Regions from separate parts of the Homo sapiens genome. Here region 1 is linked to region 2. Evidence: chromatin loops called from intact Hi-C (ENCODE). Cell type or tissue: prostate gland. All regions are shown on one strand. Each heading gives the region's core, and the rest is flanking DNA. Links, peaks and the distances in the headings are about the cores only. Region 1 holds the start of LOC105374389 (a long non-coding RNA gene). Region 2 overlaps ALK (ALK receptor tyrosine kinase).

Region 1 (16,190 bases), core at 7,690-10,189, 60 kb before region 2:
TTATATTAAAAAAGAAAGATATAGTTAATAAAACATAGGTAAACTAAAATGGAATCACAAACAAATACTTCAGTAAACTGAAGCTCTTCATGGTTCCAGGGCTTCTGGACATCATGTGGCCTGATTTCTTCCTTCTTCTTTAAAAAGCCGTGAAAACACTAGTACAGACCTCAGAAAAGAATCTCCCAAGCCTCTGTGTTGACATCTTAGTTCCCGTCATCTATTGTTTCTATGTCCAGAGTCATGGGAACCACATACACACACACACTAACTCACACACATAGACACACACACACTCTCACACACTCACACTCACCAAGCTTTATCTGGAGAACACATTTCAAATATGCCTCACAAATATATGCACAATAATTTTCAAACACATATGGGTGCTATCACATGGAAATCTATTCTAAAATGTCATTATGTTTTTTAATCAATCAATATTTATGACTAACAATTAGGTTCTCATTCATGGAAGTCATTAAAAAGGGCTCCTCAATTTTAAGAGGCTAGGAACCATGGAACCATTGTGATGAATTAAAGGGCTTGGCCTTGAGGGTTTGAGACTGTTTCTTGTAAGTAACAGGCAATTGCTGATGGCTTCTCAATGGTGTGTCATATGATAACAGTGCTCTCACAAGTTTTACATTTGATGAAAATGAGGTAGAAAAAAGCTGAAGAGTTTGTTTTGAGGCTGACTAAAACTAATAAAATAATCATAAATCAATCACTCAGTTGGTAACTTGTCTGCAAGACAGTTCTCTGGATCATTGAAGTGATTAGAGCACATATTTTACATCTGATAATTTGTGTTTACACTTGATTGGATAAGCCATTTGTTGATGGGTTATTATGATATCTTTAGTGGACATCTGTAATTTTGTGTGATGTGTGATCAGTATTTCTTCTTTTTTGGGAACTGCCGCATCTCCAGTTGTTTCTGGTAAGGCTGTTAATAATTTCACCCCTCCTCCCCTTCTAAGCTGGCAATACCCATTCACCTCACATACAATAGTTGATACAGCTTGGACACATGATCCAAGAAGGGCTGATACTGACATGCTGTGTGAAGGAAGGGATGACTTTTGTTTTGGGATCATGAGGACCAAGAGCCTTGTTTGACCAGGGCTTCCAATGAGCAATCTTATGGAGAGTCTTATTGATAACAGAAAAAAAAAAAAAAATGGCAAGCCAAGTTGAGGATAAAGAGTCCTGAAAACAGTTACTAATTTATTGTTTAATTAATTAAAAGATACATATTGAATATTTGCTATGTTTTTGGCACTGTTGCTGGCCTTGGGAATATGGCAGTGAACAAGCCCTCAGAGCCTGAAGCCTAGTTTCACTATTTTAGATTTTTCAGTTACATAAGCCAATTAGTCTTCCTTTTCCACTTAGTTTATCATTTTCTGCCATCTGATGGAGTCCAAGTACATTCTCTATTAATTCTGGTTTTAAAAGGTACAAGGATGATTTTAAGAAATGAGCCTGCTCTAAGACCAGAGCTTGGAATCTGCTCATTCTTTCTGGTATAAAAGCCTATCCACTAGACCAGTTCCTCTCAAAGTGTGGCTCGGGGGCCCTGAGATCTTTTCAGGGACCCTCAAGATTAAAGCTCTTCTCATAATAATACTAAAATATCATTTTTCTTTTCTACACACACTCTCTCATGAGTATATTACAGAGTTTTCCAGAGGCTACCTGACTTCTATCAAGTTAGACATTAGAGAGATTTGCAAAAATGTACAACAACTCTTCTCTCTAAATTTATTTTAGTTTTGGTAAATATGGTTACTGTTTATTAAAATAGGTTATTTACACCAATATTGTTATGTAACATATTTATTATTATTTGTAAATGAATAGGTAAATATTTTTAAAATTTCTCTGTTTAATATCCAACATGATAAGAATCGATATATATAACTCACATGAACAAAATTCTTTGGGGTCCTCAATAATTTTTTTTTTTTTTGAGATAGAGTCTTGCTCTGTTGCCCAGGCTGGAGTAGTGGCACGATCTCAGCTCACTGCAACCTGCGCCTACCGGGTTCAAGTGATTCTCTTGCTTCAGCCTTCCAAGTAGCTGGGACTACAGGCACGTGCCACCACACCCAGCTAATTTTTGTATTTTCAGTAGAGATGGGGTTTCACCATGTTGGTCAGGCTGGTCTTGAACTCCTGACACAGTGATCCACCCACCTCGGCCTCCCAAAGTGCTGGGATTACAGGCGTGAGCCAATGCACCTGGCCAATAATTTTTAATAGTGTAAAGGAGTCCTGAGATAAAAATTATGAGAACTGCTGACCTAGACCAATGCTGAGCACTTGGGAGATTAATAAATATATTTTAGGGTGAAGTTGAGGAGCCATGGAGATACAGATTTGAAGAATATTGGCTTGCTAGCGATATGAGCCCATAATAAGTTCATGAACATACATTTCTCTTTTCAATCCTTCTAAATGAAAAGTTCATGGTTCAGAATGAATAGCCAGCTCAGCTCAGTGGCTCATGCCTGTAATCCAACACTCTGGGAGGCCAAGAATGGTGTATTGTTTGAGCCCAGGGGTTCAGGACCAGACTGGCCAAAATAGTGAGACCCTTTCTCTACAAAAAATTTGAAAAAAAATGTAGCTGGGTATGGCAGCATGTGCCTGTGGTCCCAGCCACTCAGGAGGCTGAGGTGGGAGGCTGGCTTGAGCCTGGGAGGTTGAGGCTGCAGTAAGCTATGATCACACCACTGCACTCTAGCCTGGGCAGTAGAGTGAGACCCTGCCTCAAAAAAAAAAAAAAAAAAAAAAAAAAAGAACTAGCACACCAAAGAACTACAGTAACTGCCTTACCAATAACCCATTTATGCCTGAGGTTGCAATTTTTTGAACTTTTGCAATCAGACTTTGGCAATGACCTTGAGCAGTAGGATATAAATAACACTCACATGCTTGGTGTTCCAATAATGGAACACTAGGCATAAATGGGCTAATGGCACAGGCTGAAGGCTGATATGTCTTGGAAATAGTCAACCCTAATGAGGTCTGAGAGGGTAAAGATCATACTATGAAGCTTTCCTAAAGGAAGCTGCTCTTATTTGCAGTCTGAGTGGAGGAGTAGGCACCTGGTCAATGAGATAATGAAAAGATGAGTTTCCAGAACCATTCCACATCTGTGGACATGTTGGGTCAATGTAAGGAATTAGCCAAATCAGTGATCACCAGCCACTATCTTGTGCCAAATTGCCTTCTCAATACCCAGAGCCCCTAATTTGACAATTGCTGAGAACCAGTGACATCAACAGTAATATCTAACAGGAAAGTGGCAGGTGGTCTTCAGATACTAGTTTTGATAAGGGCCCACTTGCATTTATTTTTAGGTCCATCTTTCAGGGTGTTCTCTCTCAGAAAGATAAAAATCCCATTCAGTCCCAGCATCTTTTCACAGGCATGCTGCACCTCTGTGGTCATGAAATCTCTCCTTACTCTTTCCTAACTTTGGCCCTTTCTGTAGCTCTCTTAATGGCACCATCCCCCTCCTTGACATTGAAGTTCCCAGCCACAAAGGGTTTGACTTCTTCTTTCTTGAAAATTCCCACTCATCATCCCCCAGCCTCCCAACGAGTTTTTAATAAGTTGTGGATTTCTGCCAATTCTATGCAGTCATTTAGTCATTCATTGAGACTTCACAGCCCTAAATCATCAAATCCTGATTGGATCAAGGTTTCTGCCTGCCAAAAGAAAATGAAACTTCTCTGAAGAACAACAACCTTTAGAGCTTCTGGAATTCAATAAAATATTACCAGAAAGGACAGGAAACAGAGCCAAATGACCCAAAGCCAATATAAAAAGCAATGGAAAAAAATAAAAACAGACCTTGAAGTCTGATATTGGAGTTATCAAATATAGACTTTAGAATAATTATAATATGTTCAAGAAGACAGATGAGCAATAAAGAATTTCATTAGAAAACGGGAATTTATAAGAATCAAATGGAAATTCTAGAAGTGAAAAATACAATAACGAATTAATAATTCAATAGATGAGTTTAACAGTAGATTAGACACAAGAGAACAGAAAATTAGGATACTGGAAGAGAGACTCACAGAAAATGCCCTGATTGAATAATAGGAAGAAGAAAAAAAAGACAGAATATACAGAAAAGAATTCAAGAGACACGTGAGTCACAATGAAAAGGTCTAAAATACATATAATTTGAAGTCCCAGACAAGAGGAAAGAGGGAAAGGACAGAGGCAATATGTGAAGAAATACTGGCTGACAATTTTTCAAAATTAACAAAAACTTCAAACTTCTCTGTGAGTCCCACATAGAATAAATGTAAAGAAAACTATGCCTAGTCACATCATAATAAAGCTGCTGAAAATCAAAGACAGAAAGGAAATCTTTAAAATAGCCAGAGAGGAAAAGACACATTACCTCCAAACAAGCATTGATAAAACTGACAACTGACTTCAACAGAGGCAAGGAAGGCCGAAAGAGAACAGAGTGATGTCTTTAAAGTGCTAGCAGAAAATGACTGCCAGCCAAGAATTATTTACCCAGTGAGAATATTCTTCAAAAATCAAAGTGAAATAAGACATTTCAGACAAAACAGCTGAATTTTTTTTTTTTTTTGCCAGCAGACCCTTACTAAAAGAAATATTAACGCAAGCTCTTGAAGCAAGAGGAAATTTTTCCCAAATGGAGGCAACAGTCATAGAAGAAGGAATAAAGAGCAATGGCAAGGGAAAATACGTGGAAATATTTAAATGAATTTTGGCTAATTAATATAATAATAGTGTCTTCAGATATGTAAAATATGTGTAGCTGTAAAATACATGACAACAAAAGGATAAAAGAAAGGATGGTGGCTAGTGGAGTTTAAGTAATCAGGTTCTTGCCTTGTTCAGGAGTGGCAAGCATACTAATTTAAGATATACTCTAATGGTCACTAGGGTAACCATGAACAGCATAGTAAAATAATATATAACTATATTTTAATGGAATACACAATTAAGTAGGATACACAGTTAACAGGATGCAAAATTAAATACTTTTAATTATGTTAATAGGATATATAATTAAATACTTTTCTACAGAGAATATTCCAGGCCAAGTTGGCTTTATCAATGAGTTCTTCCAAATATTTAAAGATGCAGTAAAACCAATTTCACACAAACTCTTAGCAGAAGATAGAAAAACAAAGATTTTCTGTCTTGTTTTATAAAGTTAGCATAACTTTGATAACAAAATCTAAGAAGGCTACAAGAAGGAAAAATTACAGGTCAATCTCTCTTATTAGCATAGATGCAAAAGTTCTAGACAAAGTATTAACAGATCGGTATGAATTATATATCAAATAGGTAATACATCACAAAAAGTTGAGCTTATTCCAGTATATAAGGTTGGTTTAATTCTCAAAACTCAATCCATATAACCCACTATATTAATAGAAAAAAGAATAAGCAGTATACAGTTGTCTTGATAAATACAGAAAAAGCATTTGATATCATTCATTACCTATTCGTGATGAAAAACCTCAGCACACTAGGAATAGCAGTTGTGGCAGACTGCATTTTCCAAATATGGTCACAGCAATATTTCCGTTCCCACATGCTCTCACAGAACTTGCAGAGTAGAATGCAGTGGCAATGATGCTAAATAACTTTCTTTTCTTTTTTTTTTTTTTGAGACAGAGTTTCATTCACTCTTGTTGCCCAGACTGAAGTGGAATGGCACAATCTTGGCTAACTGCAACCTCCACCTCCTGGGTTTAAGTGATTCTCCTGCCTTAGCTTCCTGAGTAGCTGGGATTACAGGTGGTCCCCACCACATCCAGGTAATTTTTTGTGTTTTTAGTAGAGATGGGGTTTTACCATGTTGGCCAGGCTGGCCTCAAACTCCTGACCTCAGGTGATCCACCCACCGTGGCCTCCCAAAGTGCTGGGATTACAGGCGTGAGCCACTGCACCCAGCCGATGTTGATGACTTTCAAGGCAAGATCACAGGTGGCACCTGGCTGTCTTGCAGGACGGTCACCCTGGGAACCCACTCACCATGGTATGAGAAAGCCTGAATTAGCCTCTATGGAGAGACTATATGAGAGGCCCAAGTAGTGATGCCACCAGTCTACTGTTGGCATCAACCACCAGAAGTGTGAGTAAACAAGCTTTCAAATGATTCCATGTCCTCAACTTCAAGTCTTCCAGCTCCCCAGTCATTGTGAAGCAGGGGCAAGCCTTTCTTACTGTACCTTGTCTAAATTCCCAATCCACAAAATCTGTGAGTGTAGTAAATGGTTGTTCTTTGCCACTGAGTTTTGGGAAAATTTTTTATGCCATTGTAGGAACTGGAACGGAAGGAAACTTCCTCAATCTGACAAATGGTATCTCTGAATATCCTACAGCTAACTTCATACTTAATGATGAAATATTGAAAGCTTTCCCTTTGAATTAAGGAAGAAGACAATGAGGCTCCCTGTTACCACTTCTAACATACATTTTACTAGTTCTCTTAGCCAATACAATAAGGCAAGAAAAAGAAATAAAAGGCACATTTGGAAAAAAAATAAAATGATCAACTAGAATCAATAGGTGAATTTAACATGGTTTTTGAATACACAGTCAATACTGTATACAACAAAAATTACATTTTTAAATACTAGTCACAAAAGAAAAAATGAATCTTTAAAAATAACTTTTATAAAAACACTTAAAAGTCACAAAAGAGTAAGTTTAAAGAAATATTGGCAAGAATACAAAGAAAACTAAAAACAATTACCTGGAGAAATTAAAGAAGATCTGATAAATGAAAATTTATCATGTGTTAAGGACTGGAAGACTCACTATAGTTAGAATGTCAGGTCTCCTCAAATCTGTAGATTAAACTTAATCCCAATCAAAATCTCAGCAGAATTGTGTGTATTTGTACTGTGTGACAATTTATGAGATGATTCTAAAATACACGTAGAAATGCAAAAGGCAAAGCATGGCAAAGATGATCTTGAAGAACAAAGTTGGAGCACTTACAGTACCAGATATCAAGACATATTATAAAGCTCCTGTATTTAAAACAGTGTGGTACTTGTGCAAATATAGACAAACAGAGAAGTTTGTCTTCTCTGAATGAAGTCCAGGAACAAACCTATTCTTAAAACCACCTGATTCACAGCAAAGATGCCATTGCAATGCAGTGGAGAAAGGAGAATCTTTTCAACATAAATGAGCCTATACCTCTACTTAATGCTAAATGAATTATAGACCTAAATGTGAAAGGAAAAACAATAAAGTTTCTAGAAGATGACATAGAAGAATATATTTATGATATCAAGGTAAGTAAAGATTTCTTGAATAGGATATAAAAAGCAGTAAATGGAAAGGCAAGCCACAGATTTGGAGAAAATATCTGCAATATTCACAATGTATACATCTTAAGGACTGTTGTCTGTAATATATAAAGAAGCCCTAAAATCATTAAGAAAAATACAAACAATACAACAAAAAAGGGTAAAAAGACTTGCACAGGACCTTCACAAAAGAAATATTCAATAAGCATATGAAAGGTGTTCAAAATCATTACTCATCAGGGAAATGCAGGAGTTTGAGACCAGCCTGGCCAACATGGCAAAGCCCCATCTCTACTGAAAAAAAAAATACAAAAATTAGCCTGTAATCTCAGCTACTCAGGAGGCTGAGGCAGGAGAATCGCTTGAATCTGGGAGGCAGAAGTTGCAGTGATCCAAAATTGCACCATTGCACTCCAGCCTGGGGGACAGAGTGAGACTTTGTCAAAACAAAAACAAAAACAAAAACAATACTTCCTATCCACCAGAATGGCTAAAAACAAACAAACGAACAAAAAATGGACCCTACCAAGTTGTTGAGACTATGGAGCACATTCTCAATACATTGCTGGGAGGAGTTAAGTTGGTACAATTACTTTGGCAAACTGTTCCAGAATATCTTCTAAAGCTGACTAGACACACATTTTTACCCTCCTAAGTAAACATCCAAAAGAAATGTATATATGCTCCAAAAGACAAGTATAAGGATAACCTAATTCACTGGATATATTGTGGTATGTTTATACAATGAAATAGTCTGCAACAACAACAAAATTGAATTACTGCTACATACAACTAAACAGGAATATCTCACAGACACAAAATAGTTAATACTATCAAATAAAGTTACACAAAATTTAAAAACAGGAAAATCTAATCTATAGGGAAAGAAGTCAAATAGTAATGATCTTTAAGGGACTGTAATGACTGGGAGGGGGCATAAGATGGCTTCTTACCTGCCGGTAAGTGTTTCACATCTTGGTCCGAGTGGTAATTCCATGAATGATTTCCTTTTGTAAAAATGTATCCACTGACGTGTGGTTTTAGTGTATGTATGCTCTATAACATAAAGCTAGCTTAAAAAAAGGAAAAATAGCAACGACGGCTGGTTGTGCTGATGGTGACAAGGATGACTTCCTAATTCTGAGGTTTGATATTTTTCCAAACGCCAAAGTTGTGTGCTCTATTTAAAATCACATGTAGATTTCCAGTTACCTTGTGTAACTAACTCTACAGAAATAATATCTGAATTTTTTGCCTCTAGGAAAAAATTGTGGATTCAGGAATATGCTGTGTTTCACAAGACAGAACTGCAGTACAGAAACGTATTCGTGAATTAATTTTTTATTCTGTTGGATTTGGGGAGGTTTAGTTCAGGCTGATTTTCTAGTGCGATATAAGTGGGGGAGAGGTGGAGCAAGGGGTGGTTCATCAGATCAAGTTGAAAAGCCAAGATAGAAGCACAAAAGCCTGAACAAATTATCTACTGCGAGGCCTTTGCTGGACGGGGCCTGGCTGCCACACCTGCTGCTGGTCAGGGCCCAGGCACTGGTGTTCACTTTGAAGAGAGGAGTTAGGGAACCCCTTGAAGTTTCTGCAGAAGAAACCGCCAGGCTCCTGTGTACCCCCTGCTCCTGCATTCCTTCTTCTTATCTCCTCCACTCACTCATCTTCCCTATGAGTCTCTGAGCCCTTCCGCTGACTTCCTGCAGAAGCATCAGACAACTCGAGAGGGCGGAAAATGGAGAAGAAAGGCCAAGCAAGGCAGTGGGCGAGGTCAGAGGCCCTGTAGCCTGTCCTGGAGAAACCCCTTCCTTGCTGAACCAGAGCCACCATCGCTGGAAGACCTCAGGCCTCAGGGAGCTCAAGGGGGCAGCAAAAGAGGAAGACTGCCCTTTACTTAATGTCTCCTCCCAACTCCACATCCCCTCAGGTAACACAGTTACCATCTGACTGTGGAAGAAATAGGCCCCAAGAGGTGAACTCTCCTGCCCAAGGTCACACGGCGTAGGTGGCAGAATCCGCCTCTCCCGCCATCTTTTCCCAGAATCCCTCCCTCCACTAAGGGAATCCTTCAATCTCCAGGTCCACACACTGGAGAACATTCCTGAACAGTCTCGGGCCCGCCGGACGAGGCTGCATCTCCAGGCCCTCCCAGACCACACTAGAGGGAGGCAGCTGTCGCCATCCTCATTGTTCCCCTGAAGTGAGTGGCTAAGCCCCTGCTAGCTCTATGTAGAGATCGGCGACCCCCTGGGGCCAATCTCCCTTTGGTCCTGGCCTCTCAGTCAAAGGTTTGGAAAATGTGGCTGGAAATTTAAGACAGCCTAGAGCACAGCTGGCTCCCACTGAGTGAACAGCGCTGAGGCCCCGATAAAGGCTCATTCATCTCTGGGAGCTTCATGCTTGGAAGACTCTGAGTGCCTGAAGAGGAATTGTGCAAACTGCCATCACAATAAACAGAGAGAGAGAGCATGTCTATAAAATCCCAGACAGGCGGCAAATGAGAACGGTGACATCGAGTCTCACAACTGCAATGAAGTGAAAGTCTCTTGGTCCTCCCGTGTGGGGCTGCTTCGGACAGATGGGGCAGGGACAGTGGGGCAGAGACTCAGGCCAGGGAGCAGCCTGCTCCTCCAGCGCTGCCTATGGGCGGGAGTGGTCAGGAGACTCCCTCTAGAACAACTTAGGATGCTGGGACCACCAGGGTTTGTTGCTCACTTTACAGATGAGGAGACACAAGCTGCGGCTCAGACCCAGCCTTTAGCTGCCAACCCAAATGCTGCCCTCTCCTCCCCATGCCTGCAGGCATGCATCTAGTCCTTCATGCATCTGACATACAATGAGCGCATTCTAGGTTCTAGGCACTGCACTAAGCTCTGAAGATCAAACCAAGGCCTAGTTTCTGGCCTGGATGATCCTACAGTACAGTAGGGACATAAAATTACCACAATCATTTTAAACACCAACATTCTTTTCCACTTGTAAAGATAATTGTAGGAAAGATACATTATAGAAAAATATAGAAAATGAATCAAAATATCAAGAAGGAAATAAAAAACACACAGAATCCCACTCTCCAGAGACAATCATGGTATGTGTTTAGGTATATGGAAAAAAACTCCGTGTACCCACAGGCCCCGTGCCTGCAAGAGACAGGGTGTCGGTGGTAGAAGCACAGAAGAGGGAGTGAGTAGCCCTGAGACCCGGGGGAGTTTCCCGGTGGAGAAGGAGGGCTGTGCTTCCCCGACAAGGCACAGGAGGATGCAGGGAAGTGTGCTGCATGGGCTGAGACTCAGAGCGTGTGAGGCTGCCCAGGGAAGACAGGGAGAAGAGACCAGGGAGACAGATTAGGTGTGTAAAAGAGCCCTGGGCTTTGTGGAGAGTTCGATTCCATCCTGGAGCATTTCTTGCTGTGATGTCACACTGCAGAAATTAGTTGTGAGATGTATAGCTAGGAATTTGTTACTAATGACTCTCTGGGTATTGATCACCTTGCCCTTTTATCGTTGGTTGACACTGGAGCAGATTCAAGGAGATCACCATGCACCTCGCCTCACCCTCATTCACATATGTCCTGATAGACCACACAGAGTTGATGCGAAGGGGTGGAGCAGCAGGATCTAGGTGCAGATGTAGACTAGGGACACCCAGGCTAGAAAGGCTGTGGTGTGCAAAGGAAGAAGTGAACCACGAGGGAGAGTTGAGCTGAGCAGTGCAGGCTGGGTAAGATTTGGGCACGTGAATAGGAGCCAAGAGATACTTCCTGGGGTGGAAGGTCTGAGTGGGTCCTAGAGCCTGGAAAGGACATCATCATCACTAACATGGCCAGTACCCCCTCATCCCACTACCCAGAGGCAGCATCATGCTAAAGAGAAAGGGGCTTTGCTATATACCAGCTGTGTGGTCTGGGACACATTTACTTAAGCTTTCTGAGATTCCACATTACAAAATAAATGGCAACACTTGGCTCTCTAGTTGTGGTGAGGATTTACTGAGATTGAAACCATGAAATTGCTTAGTGGAGTTCTTGGCACACATATGTATTCAAGTGATGTTGATTTTCTTTCCTTCCCAGCTAAGCAAGTCAGGAAGTCCCCACCCTCAGGTTCAGAATGTTTTATCAGAGGTGCTATATGATTCTTTATAACCCAGAGTTGGTCCCAGATTTTAAAGGGCATGGACTAAACAGATGGCTTCTCAGTGGTCCCAGATCTTCTTGTCCTGGGACACAGTGGTTCCCAAGCTGATAGATCCTAACCGGCTGCTGGTTTCAGAGGTACAGTGACAGCAGGCAGAGGGATGGAGAGGGATGCGAGGGAACTGGAGGCTCTGTGTGGGCAGGGGCAACAAGAAATGTGGGGACTTCAGATATGGCTAAAAGACTTAGGGGAAATTGCTTCCCTGGCCAGCACCAGGTGGCAATCAGGAAATCAGAGCTGAATGTGAATGTGATTTAGAATCCGAAATCTTGGGTTCTAGCTGGAGGTGCTGTGTAGGAGCCTATAGGCGAAGCAAGGAAGGCACTTCTGCCAGCAGATAACACGTTGATTTTAAGCAAAAAAGAAAAAGACTATTTTCCTGAGTCTGAGTTCAGTATTGATGAGCTGTGCAAAGCACTGTCCTTCTTGATGTATGCTCCTCCATCCATAAAAAATGAAGAGACTGTCTCACTCTCAGCTTCTCAAAGCTCCCCAGGTTTGCTGCCTGTGGCTCCAGACCCAACAGATAGAAATATGAGGATTGATATAATCACACATATGAACAGGAATACAAACACCCATGTGAATGGAAACATACATATGAATATGGCCCATGTTGCCCTCCTCTCATCTCTAGGGGGAGGACAACTCTCACTCCATGTTCCAGTTAGAGTCAATCAGCAAACCATGTTTTACCATACACAGGACTGTAATGATCCTGCTTTCGTATAAAGGGCTTTGCAGCCCCAGAACAGCCTTCACATCTATTGTCTGCCATGAGCCACACAAGCCCCTTCCAGGAAAGGTAGGGTGAGTGCTCCCATCACTGGGCATATATGGAAACAGAGCCTTGGACAGGCGGAGGACTTGCCTCCCTGGTGGCCTTCTTTCCACGACTCCTCCTTCTTTCCATGACTCCCTTACCCTGTACTTAACTTGAGAAGAGCTTTGAAGTAATGAGCTCATGCTGTGCTCTCAAGGCTCCTACAGACTGACGAGGAATAAGTCATACGCATACGCAAGTCAGTTTACACTGCCAGGTGATTGAGGATTGATGCCGATCTGTATCAACGATGAGCATGGACATATTCAAAGAAAGCGGTCACTCAAAGGCTGGGTGGCCTGAGAAGAGGCTTCAAAGAGGACCTCAGTGTTTAAGCTGGGTTTTGAAGGGCAGGCAGGATTTGGAAAGGTCAGGGAGAACAAGTGTGTCCCAGCTTGTGGGAATGGTAGGGGCAGGTGCAGAGGGTGGGAGCATAGCTGGCTTGTGAATTCAGTTACTGTTAAGACATGTCCCCAGAGACTGACTAGCTTCAGGAACACAGAAATAAATCTAGTTTCTGGCCCTGCAAAGAATAGGACCCTAGACCTAAGTGAATGCCGTCTAATGAAGCCTTGCCATGACATCCTGTGTCCTCATAAAAGGGTCCTAGACTGGTATGAAAGAAAGGATGTCTTCGCTATTGTGAGACTGGGCAGCCTGATCATCTTGGAGAGAAAGGGAGTGTGTTAGAGAGAGCTCTAGAGCCTGGGAGCACTCAGGGTTCCCTGAACATCTCCCATCTCCTGTGATGTCCCCGAAATGATGGCTCACCCTGAAGCAGGCAGATCTACACTGCCCTGGGGAAAGACCCTATCCTGAGCTTTCTGGGATGGCAGCAGGAGATAGTAGTAGGTTCTGAGACCTCAACCACAGCCTCAGTCTTTCTTCATACACAGATCTGTTGCCAAGACCTAGGAGGTAGCTAACAAGCAGGCCCAGAGGACGCTTGAACACACAGGCCTGAAACTCATTCTTCACCCGCTTGGTGATTTTGGAATTAATTAAATATCCTATCTTACCAAAGCTTTAGGGTGTTTTGCTCTAGAAAGCTTCTTTTCTCTTAACTAAATTGAAGCCCATAAATGAGAAATACAGTGCATGAAATCTCTGGATGTCACACCATAAATCTCAAGCATGTGGCTTTGCAAATCTCCTTTAGGATAAATTGTAGCAATAAAGTGTTTGCATTTTCTTCATGTATTGCTGGGTTCAGGGAGTTGAGCCTTCTCTAGTCACAGGCAATTTGATTGAAGACCACAGGGTCACACAGGGGGACATGGGGCAGCTTGGCTGTGGGTCTGGGGATGGCTGGTCCTTTGCTCTCCTACCACCGCCCCCAGATGAGTGGGTGCCCTCTGCTCTGGCAGTGACCTTGGCAAAATTAGGAAGATCTGGAAGATAACATTCTTCTCAGGGGTGGAAAGGATAGGTTCAGACTGGGAAAAGGACATGAGAGTCTTGAAATCTGGTACAGGAAATCTTTGACCTAAAATATACCAGACACATAACTCAAAGTTGTTTGTTCTTCCTAAACAGCCCTTCTCACTCCCTTCAACTAACCGTTCCTGGGCATTTTGTTCTTTCAGCTAAATACTAAACAGCAGCTTTAAAAATACATGTGACTTTGTATATTTCAGCACAGAAAAATCCCCAAAACATAATGTGGAGTGAAAAACACAAGTTGCAAAAGAGATATACAGTGTGATAAAAACAGGAATATGCATTGACTATGGTATGGACACATAGTATACAGGAAAAGTACAGTCTCATGTGGAATAACACCAGCAACCTCAGCAGAGTGACGTGAGGCTGAAGGAGGATGAGGCGAGGCTTTAGATTTATTTATTTAAAAAAAGGAAAGAAAAACAAAGCAAATAGGGTGAAATATTAATATCTGCTAATTCTAAGTGGTGGGGATGGAGCTGTTTGTAATATTTGTGATATTATTTTCTATGTCTCTAAAATATTTCATAACTGAAAGTAAAATATTATTTTAAAAACAATGAAAATTATAATTTCTTCTGGCATTTGGAGAGGTGTGAATCTTTTCAGAGTTTGCTGAGTTAAATGGGACTGTTTATCTCTAAACTGTGTATGGTCCTAGGTGATTGTCTGTTATATTTCTTGTCTCTGCTTTTTATTGCCCCGTTGCCCCAGGGATGAGTTGACACTTCTTGCTGTTGTCAGTCAATCTGCCCACTCACTTCACACAGCAGTCAAGAGCAGAGGCCAGTCAGACGCAGGGAGGAAAGCAGAAGTGGGGCTGGCTGGCTCAGGCCGGGGGCTACAGGCACTCTCCAGCAACACGCAGGCAGATGCAAAAGTGGGAACTCAGAAAGCTCAGGGAACAGACATCTTAAAAAAAAAAAAAAAAAAAAAAAAGCCATCATTTAAGCCAGCACTTCTCAATGCTTAAATGTGCACAGGAATCTCTTAGAGACCTTGCAGATTCTGATTCACCAGGTCTGGGCAAGGCCAAAGATTCTGCATTTCCAATGAGCTCCCAGGCAATGCCGAGGTTGCTGGTCCAGGGACCACTGGAGCAAAGTCCCTAACAAGGAAAAGAGATCCGGCATGATCCTTTGAACCATCTCATATATCACGTGGGTGTATTCCTGTAATGGGGGCCCATGCTCCTGTGTTTGAGGACCAGCTTCAGATTTAGTGAACGCGAGACCTGAGCGATTATTCTCGAACAGCAAGGGAGTTTCAGTCATTCACCCAAGCCATGCAGCTGGTAATGGCAGATCTGGACTAGCACTTGGAATCCTGGTTTGTAGTTCAGTGCTTTAACTATTTTACCATTTCATCATTTTCCTCTTAGTAAGAAAACAAACTTGACGGTAAGAATTCATTAAATTGCCAATATATTTGGCTTTAAGCAACTCCCCTGTAAACAAATTTAGATTTAAAATAGAAGAGCAATGTGGAAGGGAAGACAATTATTTTTCAGTCTTTATCATAAGATTCCTGGAAACTACAAGCTCCCATAATACACTTCACATTTAATTTGATTTTACCAAAACTCAATTTATACATATTATGTTATCAGCACACATTGCATAGATAAGGCCTACCTTAACTGATTAATGTGCTTCTGTCAGACTCTACATCTCTGTCTTCATTGAGGTTTCTAGAATCTCCGACTTTGGCAAAGCTTCTTCCCTAGGCCTCAAGTTTTTCATCTAAAAACTGGTGTTGAACACATCATCACTAAAGTCTTTTCAGTTTTAATGGTTTTTGAGTTTAAAGTTTTCCTCTTTGTATACCTTAAATATGGCTTTCTGGGACTTCTCTCTCCAGCTGTCATTTTTCTCTTTGCATGGTTCACAGCTCTCCTGCTCAGAAAAGTGATAAGTGACAGGAAGGACTATTGATACAGTGGTTACTTTACATTCAGGAAAGAGGGTCAAGGTGATATTTAAAACTCAGCAACAGAATGACTTTCTGTTTGATTTTCAAAGGCTCTTAAGCCTCAATTCTTCCCACAAAGAAAGAAGGTGATTAATTGGCTGATGTCCTGCCTTCCTTAAAAGAAAGAATATGATCAGTGCAGTGGACCTACGAGGAAACCTAATCAAACCAGTTGTGGCTGTCCCTTCTTGCCTTGTGACCACAGATCTCAAATGGGAAAAGTGCAAACCTGTAGTATATCCCTCTGAATAAATTCTGCCTCTTCCCTCAAGAAAGGCCTGGTTTGAGACCAGTACCGGGAATGAAAACCCTAGTAGCATTGGAGCCATCAAGGCTTTCTCTGGGCTTGCAGAGATATTGCTAGGGGTAGGATCAAGCTGGTCAGGATGGGATACACCAGTGGACAGTGTGCCA
Region 2 (16,190 bases), core at 7,767-10,266:
GTAGTTCTCACTTGTATTACTAAAGCTTGAGACCTACTATGTTAATCGCTGAAGGTCCAGTTCCTCTTAAGAGGACTAGCATTTTAGTAGTTGCTTCAATATTACTACTTAAAGTGGGGAGGAATATGGTAAATCCAGGTATACTCAATGGGACTGGTACTTTGGGATCTATCTTGGAGAACACAAGTGGTTACTCTGAGAAGGAGGGGTTTAAGTGAAATCTGTAACCCTGGCTCTCTTCCTGCCCACTCTCCCATGACCCTGAGCAGCCTGAGAGGAGAGTGTCCCTTAGACAGACAGCCTGGGAGGCAGGGGGTTAGGCACTATCAGCACCTGCTCTGCTTGTTGATCTAATTTAAACCCACGACAACCCCGTGAGTGGCACAATTACTACCATTTGACAAAGATGAGGCTTGTAGAGATTCTGAGACTTGTCCAAGCTCATATTGTGTGTGAAGAATTTCCTCCAAGAATACTTAGAGCTCAAGTCTCCTGCCCACTGTGTGCTCAGAGAACTTCGAGCTACGTGATTGCTCCTGTAACAAGGTGTCTGAGAAATATCCCCCTGACAAGCCTGGGTGTGAGTTTTAAGGCTTTTAAAAATTACCTTTAGAGCCTTTGAATGGCTCTCTCTTTTTAGTGTAAATCACCTAGACATTAAAGGCCTTATTGTATATTTATTAGTGTGTTATTCAGACCATGGGGGAAAAGAGAGAAGCTGACTCTATGAATGACTTTGAAAGTGAGAAAAAGCTGGGCCTGAAATCATTGTGACACTGCCACTTGAGGGCATCAGTTTCAATAAATGATCACCTTTTTTATTTCTGATCTCATTTATCATGCAGGCAAGATTCGAAGAGAACTTTTGACCATGGAGGCTGAATGCCACAGGCTCTGATTTCCTCAGCTGTCAAGACTTGCCACATTGCACTGGGCTGACTGAAGTTCAACCCAGAGCAGCCTGGGAAAAGCAATCAGGTCCCTTTTCAGAAGCAAATACCTGGTGGCATCTTTCCACAGGTGCCCTGCCCTGAGACCATCTCTCGCTTGGCCTGTCTACTGACAGGAACAGCCAGGGTTCTGTGCATTAGTGGTGAAGGTATCAGTGGGCCAGTAGGGAGGTTCCTCTTTGTCCAGGGAGCAGGAGTCTGGGGTGGGGAGAATTACTTCCTGCTGCCCTAGTCCTGGATGGCATCTGAGGATAGGTTGCTGGCATTGCCAGGACAGAAGAGGGGAGCAGAGGGCAACCAGAGCTTCCACTTTAGAAGGTAAGAAGCTACGGCTGGGCAATACTGTGGTTGTCCATAACCATGCTGCAAATTAGCGGTGGAATCAGGATTGAAACCATACCTCCTGATGGCCACAAATCAATATCTTTTTGAGTTAAATTACCTTGGCACATTTCCTATTAGGATTGCTACTGGTTTTAAAGCTGGGATCTTTGGTCAGAACTGACTGCCTTAAGTAAGCGCGGCAGCTGTGTGGGTACCCAGCATGAATGCAAATTTTTCTTCACTTGGGGAGGGTGGCTGCAGATTTTAATCTAAGGGCAGTGAGTTTGAGGGTTTCCTGATGCAGCTGGGCAGCTGGGAAACAGACCTTTCCAGGGTGCCACTGTGGAGATGAGTCCTGGCTTTGCCACGAGCAGGCAGTTTTGTTTCTTAGTTTGTTTTTTTGAGACAGGGTCTTGCTCTGTCACCCAGGCTGGAGTGCAGTGGCATGATCACAGTTTACTGCAGCCTCAACCTCTTGGGCTCAAGCAAGCCTCCTGCCTCAGCCTCATGAATAGCTGGGATTACAGGCATGTACCACCATGCCTGGCTAACTAAAAATATATTTTTTTTGTAGAGGTTGGGGGTCTCGCTATGTTGCCCAGGCTGGTCTTGAACTCCTGGCCCCAAGTGATCCTCCCGCCTTGGTCTCCCAAAGTGCTGGGATTACAGGTGTGAGCCATTGTGCCGGGTCTGAGCCTGCAGTTTGACCTTCATCACGTCACATTACATCACATCACCCGCCTGGGCTTCATGTTCCCCATCAGGAAACCAACATGGAAAGGGGAGGAGGTTAGACTCCCGTATCTTCCGGGTCTAGGGGTTGAGGTCCTGCAGAAAGGCAAGGCTTTGTGCTGAGAATTTCAATTCACCACCACCCTCTGGACTGAGGCTTATTTGTGCTTTAAAATGCCCTGACAGCTTATCTTGGCTCAAGCCTGAGTTTCCTCAACGACTTCCGGTTTAAAATATCTTTTCAAGTATTAGTAATCCAAATGATTGGCAACTTCTATCCCCTTGAGGCCCAATTCTTCCCTCCACACACTGTGTAGTTCTGGTCATACATAATAAAGTCCCCAGATACCCGCTGCTGTGGGAAAAAGTCATGTGCTTCGAAAGGAAACAAGACACGAGGTGGCCTTCTGGGTAGGAGCCCTGGAGAGTGTCTCCTATAGCCCTACACGCCACCCACCATCAAGCTTGCGTTCTTGCATCCGGGAGAGGACCAATTTTACACAGACAATTGCTGCTGGATTGATCTTCTGAGACACATCAGAATGGCAGTGTGGTGCAGTGGGTGGCTCCCTAGCCGGCTGCTTCTGCTGGATCTGCCACTAGCGATCTTAGCTCAGCCTCTTAATAATACGAGCCTCAATTTTAAAACATTCACATAAGCATGTGCTGTTGCTATTCTGCTTGTGTCTTCCTTACTGGACTAGATGTTCCTTGAAAGCTGTGACCTTGTTGTCTTTGGCTGTGTCATCTTTGGCACCTGCCACACAAGAGGCACTCAATCCATGATGGTGAGATGAATGTTTGAACCCAAAAGGACCTAGCACTTATTAGTGCCAATGATAGCCAGGCACTGTGCGAGCCATTTTCCATATGCCATTTCACAGCTCACCATTTTACATAAGTATTATCCTATTCATTCAGTTCATGGGGACTTTATGGCCACTAATTTCTAGCTAAGATGTCCTATGCCTATGTGACTCTGTGATCAGCCGGGCCTAGGCTGTTTGGTAGCCCCTATTTCTCTGCTTCCTTGCTTCTCTGGTCATTCTGGCCATGCAGATGAGCAGGCTGGGCACTCATCTGTCTGTCCCCTGCGAGACTCCAGCCAAAGCCCGGCAGCCTTGGCCAACGTGGCCACTCATGCTCTGTGATTCATTAGACCTCATATACTCTGCTGCTTTCCAGGCAACCAGGAAGGCAGCAGCTGCTGTGCTTCTCCAACTGCCTTTCCCCTGCCTTCTGCCTCCGGGTGCTTCCAACCAGTCTGCTGCTCCTGCCCCACCCGTGCACGACAGCCGGCACCACCTGCTCACGACACAGTGGTTTCCGGGGAACTTGGTGGCGTCTGACTTGTCATTCCTCAGCCCACTCCTCTGAGTCAGGCTCTCCCCAGCCGACTTTATTATTACAACTTCCTCCCTCGTTACTACAAACACGGAATGTTGTTTTCCAAATAGTGGTCCCCAAACCACCGTCTCCTGTTATGAGAGGAAGCCAGCCCCATTCGTAATCATCACATTCAACATCACCAGGATATCACTGTGTCCCCCTCGCTGCTCTGAGCACTATGCTAGTGAGGTCATCTCTGACATTAAACAGAGCAAGCTTTCGGCAAGGCAAACTGCTGAGTACTGCAAATCCAAAGATTCTTGAGACTAGCAGCGACCCCATAATCAGAGAGCAGGCAAATCTCCATCCTTTGTGATCCCAAACTCTGAACAGTGCAAAGCTGGGCAAGTTTTGATTTGCTGGGCAAATGCCCTGTTCCTTGCAGCTGGCCAAGGCACCCACAAGAGTAGCTCTGCGCTGCAGTGGATGGTCCATTGATTGTCCTTTCTGCTGCCACCTTCTACCCTCACCACACAGATCTCATGGGAGGTGAGGAGGCTGGTCCAGGCATCTTTAAATCTGGAATCACTCCAGCTCATCACTAAACTCTGCCCCAGACAAAGCCATCAAGTCACTGAATTTGCCTCAGCTCAGTCCCAATTCCTCTCTCCTGCTCAACTCACACCCTCCAGAGGACAGAGCAGCTCCTCTGGTGATGGAGGCATTGCCTTGGGAAGAGGATAAGTTGGGTGGCCAGGTGGACGTTGAGGCAGGTGACCATGGCATCATGTGGAGGGAAGGCTGCCCCTGAAGGCACTGACATGGCAAGTCCCAGGGCTCATTTGTCTTGAAGGATCAAATAATCAAAATAATCGCTCTTTTTTTTTTTTTTTTTTTTTTGCAAGATTCTTTCATATTTCCCTTTCTCTTTCCCAACTCCACCCTTTCTCCCTAAGAGGCTTCAGGTCTCCTGGAAAGAGTCCAGTTTGGACCACATCACTTCCTATTTCCTCTCTCTGCCTCAGTTTTCTCCTCTTTTAAATGAGAATTGACTTCCTATATGAGCATAGAAAGGTAAAGAGGGAAAAACTATTTGCAAGGCCCTATGGCCAGTCATACCCGAGGAGTTATTTTCCTGACTATGCTACACAGGGAAACAGGCCAGGCCACACAAGAAGTGCTGAAACCCCTCTGGCACCTTTTCTCACACTCATGGGTATTCTCAGACTCCAACTCCACCTCTCCCAGCCACATCAGTGAATCCTCCCACCCGCCACCAGCACCACAATGGACTGATGCCTGAGGGCTCAGAAGCCTCAAGCAGCACTCCCTGGTCTCTGCCAGTCCTGGTAGGGAAGGAAGGAATGTTGAGAGTGATAAGTCAGAATATGCAGCTCTCAGAATATGAGGCTGGGCAAATACCTATAGGATGGCACATAGCCCTGCCCTCAGATAAGAAGTCTTCCCATCCAGGCTTCTTACTGGAAAGAGAAGCCGTGCTGGAGGGAGGCTTGGTGCCAGAAGATAGCTGGTCCCAAACAAGGGGCAGCCCAGACACCTGCTATGCCACACTGATATCTGGTGAATAGAGCAAGAGTCCTTGGTAGCTGGGACCTTCTCAGCCAGCCCAGAGAGGCATTTCAGAGGCAAGAAGATGGATATGAGTTTAGGAATGGGGAGAGCATTCTTTTTGATGTCAAGATTTCATTCCTGATGAGACTGCAGCAGCTTGTAGTCCTTCTAAGTGCAACTAAATACAGATGGGTTAATGGCTGGGAGTGGGGAGAAGACTTTCAAGAAATTACGAAGGAGGCCATTCAGCCTTATTGCCAAAGCAACAGGCAGGATCTCTCCCCTGCACACCATGGGGATGGACAATGGGTAACAGTTATCGTTCAGGTGGGACCCTTCTGAAAAGGTATTCTCTTAGAAGGAAGCCAAGTCTAAGCATAGCTAGACAGTTGGGCTTTTTCTCCTGTAAACAAGTCACAAAGAAGGATCCTTGTTGCTAAAGTAATCAGATCTGGGGTCCCTCAACGCTGAGGTCATAGGATGGTATTTATACTTATGGAATGGAAAAACAAAAGCCAGGCACAGAAGTGCCCTAGTTTAAGTTTGCTTTCCAATGTCACTACCGCAGAGGCCTGATGGATCACTGAGTAAGCAAGTATCTCCAGAAAGCTTAGAGGATTCCACTGTCATATGTCTTGGTGGTTGTAGCACAAAGCTCTGTTCCAATCTCTACTGAATTACATTGGCGTAGTATCCATGACTAATCCTGCTCTGGGGTACCAAACTCCCATAGAACCCGCTTGGATGGCCAAAGTACTTTGTCCTTTCCCTTCCTGCCCAACTTCTGCTGGTAAAACCCAGTTTCTACCATATTAAATTACTTTCATTCTGGCCTTTTAACATTTCTTTGACTGTTTTCTTCTTGGCTGTATCTGAACTTTGGGAAATGAACATCTTTAACACCCACTCATGAAATCCCCACTCTGGCAGCTGGTCCTCTGGCTTCTGGAAGGGCCACTAGCCAGGGAAGTCAGAGGGACCCACAAATCAGTACCCAAGACACTACCTAAGGGATATTAGTAGTAATTGCTCAACCTGGACCTACCGATTAAAGGACAATCATGAGTTTGTAAGTAGATGTCACAGACTCTGGAAATGTGTAACCAAAAGCCAAATCACCTGGTATAAAATCAATTTTGGACATGGAGAAGTACTTACCCATGCTTCCCTGGAGTGGGCATCAGGAGGATCTCTCTTGCAGCCTCGTTGTGGGGCAGCAGCTGGGCAATGTACCTTCCAGAGGGCTGCAGGTGCCTGTGCACCGAGACGGCCAGTGTGCAGTGCTCACTGCTGCTCCTCATCCACGGACTCAGGATGGTGTGCTTGGAGTCAGCTGAGGTGTTGAGAAGGAGAAAGGAGCCTGGAAAGAGACAGGGAAAACGAATCTGCAGATGTGTTCAGGTAAGACCAGCAGTAGCTCTGTGGCAAGACTTAGAGACAAATGGCATCAAAATCAGAGATACTGGAGGCCATTATCTCCTTCTCTGCATGCACCCAGCCTTCTTCCTCCATTCTTAGATTTTCTTTGTAAATAGTATAGCCTGATGCAGGTGGACAGTGGCTGGAGACATAGGCCTTATAATCAGGCAGACCAAGGTTCGAACCTTAGCTCCCCTACTTCCTACTTCTGTGTCCTAGAGCCTTCGATTTTTCATCTGCAAAACAGGAATAAAAACATCTATTTCAAAAGACTCTTGTTCCTTCCCTTACTAGTTGAATGATCTTTGGAAAAGCATTAACTTTCTTAGGTTTCAGTTTCCTCCCTTGTAAAATGGGGTGAGAGGGTTGGCTGAACTCAATAATCTCTTAATGTTCATTTCAGCTCTTGAGCCTATGAGTCATGTGAACTTGCAACTGGTCTCCACAGAAAAAGCCCTACAAATCTCCCCTGTTGTTGTGCCCATGGCAGAGTTTCCCTCTGGAGCAAGCCAATCTTGATTCCAGTAGCACAGGCCAAATGACCTGCGAGAAACCTACATTCATGGGGATTACTGTCAGTGTAAAAGCACACCACCATTATATTGTTCCAGGCATTCCTTCTGATACATTAATTTTACTTGCTCACTTCTGCTTTGAAGTTTTGGGCCATTAGATGCTGCTCCTTTTGCAGTAGAAATCTGTTTCAACAAGATCCCTGACTTCCACAGTGGGAAGCAGCTAATGAGTACTCAGTCTTCTTAAACTACTCCTGGCACTTCCAAGGTCTCCTTCTGCAGATAACCCAGTTTCCCAAATAGGCAAATAAACTAGCAGCCTGCAATAAACAATGGTGCAGATAAAAGAGGGGGATTCCTACCAAGGCAAAGCATTACTCAAAAGGAAGGTGTTGTTCCAGGAATTGGAGGTTTCCAACTTTCTTAAAGTAAGTAAAAGCGACTTCTGGTTAAAATCAGGATGAAGCATAAGACCGTGTCTGAGCTGGATCGAGAACGTGAACCCTCTGTACTTGTTGGGAAGCTTCAGCATGGCATATAAGAAAAGTGATCTACAACTGTCATAAATAATCTACATTATGACAGTATTTTGCAGCAGAGGAAATGTTCTTATCATGGGCACAGAGGAAAAGAAAAGGGATTAGAACCAAAGACAAAGAATTGGGAAGATCATCTAATTCAGTCCTCTTGCTTTCCTAGGGAAGCAGACTGGAGATCCAGATAGGGAAATGACTTGTCCAAAGTCTTAGTTTGAAAGTTAAGACCATACTCCAGATTTCTGGACTTCTAAGCAGTACTCTTCTCCTTGTTTCTTTTTCACTGGCCCACTGTGTACTTCAGCCTAAAACATGGCCAAGGTAACTTGTGGCCAGGATGTATAGCTTTGGAAGTCAGAGGGGCAGGAAGGGGAATGAGAGGCACATGGACACCAGACCAAATCCATTTATTCGGTCCCTTCCTTACTCCTTTCTGCCCTCAGATTCCATTTAATGGATGCCTATTTTGAGCAAACATCCAAGCACTGGCTCTGCCCTGAGGACATAGATGTGACAGACACAGTTGTGGCCTTCAAGGAACTCCAGGTCTGGCAGGGGTGCACAGATGTCTGCAAGAACTATCAGCACAAATAGAGGTCATAAAGTCAGACACACATCCAGGCAAAACATGTTGGGAGCCTTCAGGAAGGAGGAGACAGGAGGTCCAGGTGGGAAGATCCGTAAAGAGGAAGACCCTTGAGCCAGGTCTTACAGGGAGAGAAAAACAAAGATACTGGCAGAATGGACTGTGCAAAAGTTGAAGGGAAGAGGAGTCAGGACAAAGGTAGATGATGTTTGGCTGCAGAGTAGGACACTGGAGAGAAGACTGAGAAATAAGGAGGGCCAGGGAGATAGGAGGTGTAACCAGACCACAGAGAGCATTGCTTCTTGGCTGAAGATTTCCAGCTTCATTTTGTGGATAATAGAGAGCCAGATATTTTGAGCAGGTGAGTGGCACCATCAGAGTGGTGCAGCAGGAGAACTGATCTGTTATGGTGGGGGCAAGAGGGAATTAATATTGACCCAACCTCATCTTGCACCACAAGTCCACACAAGGGCAAGAATGTGACTAAATGCAAATTCGAAGTGTTTGCTATATTACTGTTGTAAGCAAAGGCAATGTGTTGAGGGTGGATGACTGGGGTTTCCAGTACTAGGGTAGTGTGTATCTGTGCAGAGCACGTGAGGACCCTGGAAGTATCTCTGGGGACAGAGTCTTGCTCCAGACTCTTTGGGGGTATGGCCTGGGGTTAGGATGAAGACAGTCCCATGTCCAATAATAATTTACACATAAGGGAGCAGCAGCAACTGTGTCCTGGTCTGAGACCATTCTCTGATGTTCTCAGGTTGGCAGAATGTTGAGTAGAAACCAGGAGTTTTCTGAGCTACTGAAGGGAAGAATGGGGGCAAAATAAAGAAAGTATCTCCATTCTTCTCAGGAAGATTACTGCTATGCACATGTGCACATGCATGAGAAGCTCAAAAATCCAGCTGAAGGTGTTGAGGTATTGGACTAGGGGCTCTTTCTGTGTCACTGCTCCTCTCCACCCTTGGGTGTGGCCATGCATGTAAATTCTGTCCCCGAAATTTGGCACCTCAATAATGGAACCCTTTCAAAGCTGACTGGAAGATTTTTCCAGTTCTAATATGTGAGATGATGTTTATATGAATCTTATTTTCTGCAACCGGACTATCAATAAGCGACTGAGCTTATTTTCACTCTCAATGGAACTCTATAGTTGAGAGCTATCTCTTCATCAGCAGCTTTCCTCTACCAAAAATAAGGGAAAAAATACATTTCATAAGCTCCTTGGGATATTGTCAGTATAAATCTTTTAAAGTCAGTAAGAATTTATCTCTCCTCTCTCTCTTTTTGGTTTCTATTTATTTTGCTCAGGATAGCTTGGGGCTAGGCAAAGTCTCCTGGGGTCCTTTCTAACTAAGAAGGATGGTCTAGCAGCACACAGACCTTCACCCAGTGTGGCCATGGGGGTGTGGAGAGGCAGATCAAAGAGCTCTGCTCATACAGCGCCACAACCATGTTTCTTTTATTATGCATCTTGTTGATATGTTTAATGATTAAATATGAAATGATTTTTATTTTTACCTCTGGTCACCAGTGTAGGAATGTGCTGCTCTCATCTCAACCAGCAGGGCTCACATTATGGGCCAAAACCCAAGGGTCATGAACTTAGAGGTCAAACTCTTTTGTATCTGTTCAGTTATTGACCTTAGACAAATTATTTAAACACTTTAAATATTAATTTGCTCAAATTTAATATGGGCAGAGCCTACCTCATATGGCTGTTGTGAAGATTAAATTAAATAACATGAATCAAGTAGGCAGTACTGTGCCTGCTCAAGGTAGGTATGTAATAAAAATCAGTTCCCTGTGTTGACAGGTGTCTTAGTCTGGAATTCCTTTGATCTAGGACTAAACCTGGAATCAGAAGGACTAAACTGGAGTAGCTCTGCTACTACCAACCTTCCTTGGTAAAATGAAGTGTTGGATACAGTCTCTCTAAGGATTCTTACAGCCCCAAACTGTCAGTAATTCTATCTGCCTGCCTAGAATATTATTAATCTAAAGAAATTGAGTCAAGTCTCCAAGCCCCCAAGTCCTAAACTCTTCTTCTCATAATTCACCTCTCTGAGGGTTATATACCAACAGTTTTAATCGATTGGCCAAATACTCCATGAACTTTCCCGCTAAGATGTAAGGAAGTAAGCTGTGGTTCCCTGCCCTGCCTTCCTCTCTCCCGATTTACACACATACATCCCTAGGAAGGGCTCCTGTACTAGCATCATTTGTTTCTTAGATGCTTCTGCTATAAGGCTGCTACCACCTCTAAATGTCTGGTATGCAACACAATGCTTGCCACATGGTAGGTACTCAATGATCCTAAAAATCAAATTGATATGATGGTAACATGGTGATGTAGTTTGGTTGTGTTTGTTCCTCCAAATCTCATGTTCAAATATGATTCCCAGTGTTGGAGGTGAGGCCTGGTGGGAGGTGACTGGATCATGGGGGCAGATCCCTCATGAATGGTTTAGCTCCATCCCCTTGGTATATGTGAGTTCTTACTCAGTTATGTGAGATCTGGTTATTTAAAAGAGTCTAGGACCTCCCCTCCTTTCTCTCTCGCTCTCACTCTCACCATGTGGCATGCTGGTTCCTTGTTGCCTTCTGCCATGATTGCAAGCTTCCTGAGGCCCTCACTAGAAACAGATGTCATTGCCATGCTTCCAGTACAGCCTGCAGAACCATGAGCCAATTAAATCTCTTTTCTTTATAAATTACCCAGCCTTAGGTATTCCTTTACAGTGACACAAGCATGGACTAATACAGAAAATTGGCACCAATGAGTGGTGTTTTGCTATAAAAATACCTGAAAATATAGAAGTAACTTTGGAACTGAGTAACGGGCAGGGGTTGGAGGAATTTGGGCGGGAGAAGCTCACAAGACAGGAAGACGAGGGAAAGTTTGGAACTTCTTAGAGACTAATTAAATAGTTTTGACCAAAATGCTGATAGAAATATGGACAGTGAAGACAAAGCTAAGGAAGTATCAAATGGAAATAAAAAAGTTATTGAAAACTGGAATAAAGGTAACCTGTGTTACACCTCAGCAAATAATTGGGCTGCATTCATGTTCATGCCTTAGGGATCTGTGGAAGGTTGAACTTAAGAGTGATAACTTAGGGTATGTGGCAGAAGAAATTTCTCAGTAGCAGAGTGTTCATGAGTGGTCTAGCTGCTTCTAACAGTCTATGATCAGATATGGGAGCAAAGAAATGACAAACTTGAAACTTATATTTAAAAGGAAAGCAGAGCGTAAGGGTTTGGAAAATTTGCAGACTACTCAGGTAGTAGAAAGGAAAAGAACTTTTTCAGGGGAGGAATTCAAGTGGCCTGTGGAGCAACTCGCTAAGCGAATAGCATGACTAAAAGGGAGCCAAGGGCTAATATCCAAGACAATAAAAAAAAGATCGCAAGGGCATTTCAAAACTATTTGGGACAGCCCCTCTGATCACAGGCTCAGAGGCCTAAGAGGCTAAGAGGCAAGAATGGTTTCAGGGGCCAGGCCCAGGGTGCTGTTGCCCTGCTCAGCCTCATGACACTGCTCCTTACATTCTGGCTGTACCAGCTCTAGCCATGGCTCAAAAGGGCCCAGGTACGGCTCCAGACACCACTTTGGATAACATAAGCCATGCTTCCATGTGGTATTCAGCCTACAGACACACAGAATGCAAGAGTGAAGAAGGCTTGGCAGCTCCCATCTAAATGCCATAGGAGGCATGGGCAGAAGTCTACCACTGGGGCAGAGCCCTGGCAAAGAAACTCTACTAGGTCCATATCAAGGGAAAATGCGGGGTTGGAGCCTCTACACAGAGTCCCCACTGGGGCACTTCCTAGTGGAGCTGTGGGAAGGGGGCTGCTGCCTTCTATATCCAAGAATGGTAGAGACACTGGCAGCTAGACACTGGCAGCTTGAAGCCTCAGCATGGAAAAGCTGCAGACACTCAACTCCAATCTGTGGGAGCAGCCATGGAGGACGCACACTGCAAAGTCATAGGGGTGGAGCTGCCTAAGGCCCTGGGAGCCTACCCGTTGCAGCAGCGTGCCCTGGATGTGGGACATGGTGTCAAAGAAGATTATTTTGAAGCTTTAAGATTTAATGACTGCCCTGCTGTGTTCCACACTTGTGTGATGCCTATTACCCCTTTGTTTTGGTCAGTTTCTCCACTTTGGAACAAGAATGTTTACCCAATGCCTGTACCACCATCGTATCTTAGAAGTAAATTACTTGTTCTGATTTTATAGGCACATAGGTGAGTCCCACATGAGGCTTTGGACTGTGGACATGGAACATTTGTGTTAATATTGGAATGAGTTAATACTTTTGAGGAACTATTGTGAAGGCATAATCATATTTTGAAATGTAAGGACATGATATTTGGGGGGGGCAGGGGTGAAATAATATGGTTTGGATGTGTTTGTCCCTCCAAATCTCACGTTGAAATGTGATTCCCAATGTTGGAGGTGGAGTCTGGTGGGAGGTGATTGGATCATGGGGGCAAATCCCTCATGAATGGTTTAATACAACCCCCTTGGTGATAAGTGAGTTCTTGCTCAGTTAGTTATGTGAGATCTGGTTGTTTAAAAGAGTCTGGGACCTCCTCATTCTCTTTCACTTGCTCTTGCTGTCACTATGTGACATGCTGGCTCCTTGTTGCCTTCTGTCATGATTGTAAGTTTCCTGAGGCCCTCACTCAGGAAACAGATGCCATTGCCTTGCTTCCAGTACAGCCTGCAGAACCATGAGCCAATTACACCTCTTTTCTTTATAAGTTACCCAGACTCAGGTGTTCCTTTACAGTGACACAAGCATGAACTAATACACATGACAAGGAATCAAATAGTACAGAATTGCTTATAATTTTTTTTAAAACAGCCTCTAACCTCTGCTCCACCTGACCACATTCCACACACTGGAAAATTTTTTTTTAAGGATTTCTAACTTCTTTAGGTTGCTGCCTTCATAATTCTAAATATTATAATCATAGTTTTCCTTGCAGGTGTGACAACTTTAGACATGGATAGGACAATAAGAAAAATAACAATATCTCTTTCATAATTCTTGATTTTTAAAATGTTCTTGATTTTAAAAATTATCTTCTACACCTTACGTTTTTAACTTTATGTGATATATTTATGACTTCTTCCAACAGCTCCAGGCAGTATCACTTGACTCTTCTCACTATAAAGATGAGGCTATTTAGTCTTCCTGCCCTTTCCTGTACTTTTTCTCTTCCACACCCCCCTCCCAAATCAGCTGTACTTTTCCTTTACCTTGTCAAGATTGTGTAAGAATGATTAAGTATTTTGTGTTTTGTTTATAGGTTGATGCTAAGTGTGGAAAATCAATAAACAGATCTTTTATACTGATGGCTATATATTTCTCACTGCAGTGAATAAGGGTTATATTTATAATCTTCTCTATAGATCCAAGAATGCATTCTACTCCAAGCAGGATATATTTCCAGCATCAGGATCAAATGAATTCTCTCTCTTGCATTGTTACTTGTCAAAATTGTGGCACATTTTAATTTGTCTCATATTTGAAATAAGTCTTGGTATATGTTATCAGCAATAATTAAGATTATTATGTTAAATTGTCGTGTGCCACAAAAATAACCAAATTTCATTGCCAGTTGTGTCTTTAAGTATAGCTATTTCTGTCTTTCTTTAATCTACAGACAATTATTGTTTTACTTTGATTATTCTCAAAAAAAGGTTTGTAATCAGCTACTGTCCAAAATTTGCTTCCTCTTTAAGGTAATTCATTGAAAGGACTCTGACAGGTTCTCTTGAGCACAGGGTAGATCATATCATTCGACTAGGTAAAAAAAGTTCAAGACTCTAATTTTAATAATCTGAAGTGTTCATGAAAATTGCCAACACAACATCAAGTGGGACAAGAATTAATTACATGGGACTGAACTAATAAAGGACTAAAATAATTTCTAATGACTTCTTTTTGTTTGAAACATTGTTGATTCTTTTTATGCTTTATTGTCTAAAGTTAAGAAAACTTTTTCTTTTGAGCTACTTAGAGCTTACAACAACAACTGGGTAAAGTATAGTTTTGTGAGCAAAATTAAAACATTTAGTTTTTTCTTTACCTGATTTCTCCAGAATTTTGAAAAGTTGTGAGTATTCTTAATTTATGGCAATATAGTTATTTACGCAAGTTCAGTTAGAATCTGTTTTCTTTTGTAGGACAAAATAGTGGATATAGTAGTTAATAGTGGATATAGTGGTTATTGGATATAGTGGTTATTTTACCAAGGCCTTGACTGAAATGGTATATTTTCAAATATGATCAGACTGCTTTGAGGAATTTAGATTGGCTTTATTGAGCTGATAAGAAGCCCTTTAAAAAGTCTGACCTGATATCTTTTCTACACAGTTTCTTTATAGGGTTCCTGACCTGTGGTAAGTAAAAGATGTCACTTTCTGACAGGCCCAGAAACCTCAAGATATTTTAAGACCTTGAGAAGGGAAAAATTCACCCAATTTGTACAGGTATTACAGATATAGATAAGTGGCACATCCTTGGCTTGGCTTTCTAGCCTCGAGGTTTTAAAAAGTCTAATCTTAGATTCCTTGTAAAAAAGTTCCAACAAAGCTAACTTATAAGAGCCTCTATGACCAATCACCGTTCTTGCTATGCTTTATATGAATAATCAGGCCAAATATTATCAAACTAATACTTATTTTGCAAATAAGTTTGTCATACCATTATTTGTCTTTGGTAGAAATAAAGGACTAAAGAGAAGAATTATGTTTTTTTTTTTTAAAAAAAAAAAACCCTATAGGTTTTTCTCCTCATAACTCTGTTATGAGATTCCAGCCTTGTCCATTATTTTTGAGTTTTTATTATTTTCTCACAATGTAGACTGAATCCTGACTTCTTTCTTGGCTACAAGTCTCCAAAAATAACATTTTCAAATTTTCTTCCATTTTTCTAACTTGAAATTATTAGAAATTAAAACTGTGCTTTTCTTATAACCCTGCAAACTAAAGATAGGCCACTTAAATAACCTTCAAGAAAAATTACCACAGCAAATTATATATAAACAGCCAGTAATACATGAACTCACAAAGTTCGTTTAAACACCCAATTCAAACTACAATCCAGAAATATGTGTCAGATTGTCACTGAAATCTGAAGATGCTTCAGAGACTCTAAAAAAAAAGTAGTTTATAGACTATTCCAGACATTAGCCTTTTTTCCCTGTTTCCATAGAAATACCTTTTATTTATGATCTGTTTGCCTGCATCATATATAGAGCCTAGCCTACCTGCAATGCCACCTCCTGGAATGGGACACAACTGTTTAACCAAACTGATCTATTCTCAGGACTAAAAGACTGATTTAAAGAGAGATGGGATGGTATATTTAAATGTATTCTTTTCTGCATATCCCAATTTGTTTTCCACTCTTTTGTCTATCTCTAATAATCTCTAACCCAAACCTCTCCAAAGCTATCAACTTGGCTTTTAATATGTGAAACATTTTTTGTTCGAGACAGAGTCTTGCTCTGGAGTGCAGTGGCACCATCTCAGTTCACTGTAACCTCTGCCATGAAGGTTCAAGCAATTCTCCTGCCTCAGCCTCCTGAGTAGGTGGGATTACAGGCTCACTACCACACCCAGCTAATTTTTGTATTTTTACTAGAGATGGGGTTTCACCATGTTGAACAGGCTGGTCTTGAACTCCTGACCTCAAGTGATCCACCTGCCTTAGCTTCCCAAAGTGCTGGGATTACAGGTGTGAGCCACCACACATGGCCAAACATGTGAAACTTGTTAAGGCTTCAAAGTGGGGACTGAAGGAAATAAAAATATTTTACCCCAAACTATATCTATTTGACATATTTTCAAATGGCTGCTTGGAGAGTCAGAAAACAAAAGTATTCCTGCAAAGCTGTCTTTTGTGGGGCAGATTTGCATCTGTAGAAAATCTGCACTGATGCAACCAGCTCTTCCCTTGTCCAGAGCTAGGAAAAATTAACGGAGAGGTTGATACCTTTAAAAGTCTGAAAAATACATTTATTATTTATTCTATTTGAAAGCTGCTACCGTGAGATTTCATCTACATAACAAGACCACCATTGCTAGCCAAGCCTCCTCTTCCCTTCCTCCCATAACCTGTCTTGCAACTATAACCTGTTTTGGCCATACTCCAAGTCCCCATTCTTTTTGTAACTTCAAGATGGCAAATAAGCTTCTGCATCCCACT

What was found. Hi-C counts contacts between places; a loop is a spot of excess contacts. Peaks named below come from ENCODE experiments on the same cell type or tissue, not always from the same donor. Only the 100,000 strongest peaks of a DNase experiment are listed, where the experiment ranks them.
Region 1: a loop joins it to region 2, with 2.5 times the contacts of the local background. A loop is called at or near these places in 2 of 110 quality-filtered maps.

What each region holds. Positions count from the first base shown.
Region 1 is chr2:29,466,071-29,482,260 of GRCh38, forward strand. All of the region lies in intron 4 of ALK (ALK receptor tyrosine kinase), which reads right to left. It overlaps LOC105374389 (a long non-coding RNA gene), which reads right to left and starts at 9,307. Exons shown (of 2, transcript NR_136317.1): 1 at 9,284-9,307; 2 at 8,664-9,043. In prostate gland, for the core only: no CTCF peak of the experiment used is centred there; no DNase peak of the experiment used is centred there.
Region 2 is chr2:29,525,850-29,542,039 of GRCh38, forward strand. ALK (ALK receptor tyrosine kinase) reads right to left here. Exons shown (of 29, transcript NM_004304.5): 4 at 6,066-6,267. Among named protein-coding and RNA genes, the nearest start is that of ALK, 390 kb to the right of the region's middle. In prostate gland, for the core only: no CTCF peak of the experiment used is centred there; no DNase peak of the experiment used is centred there.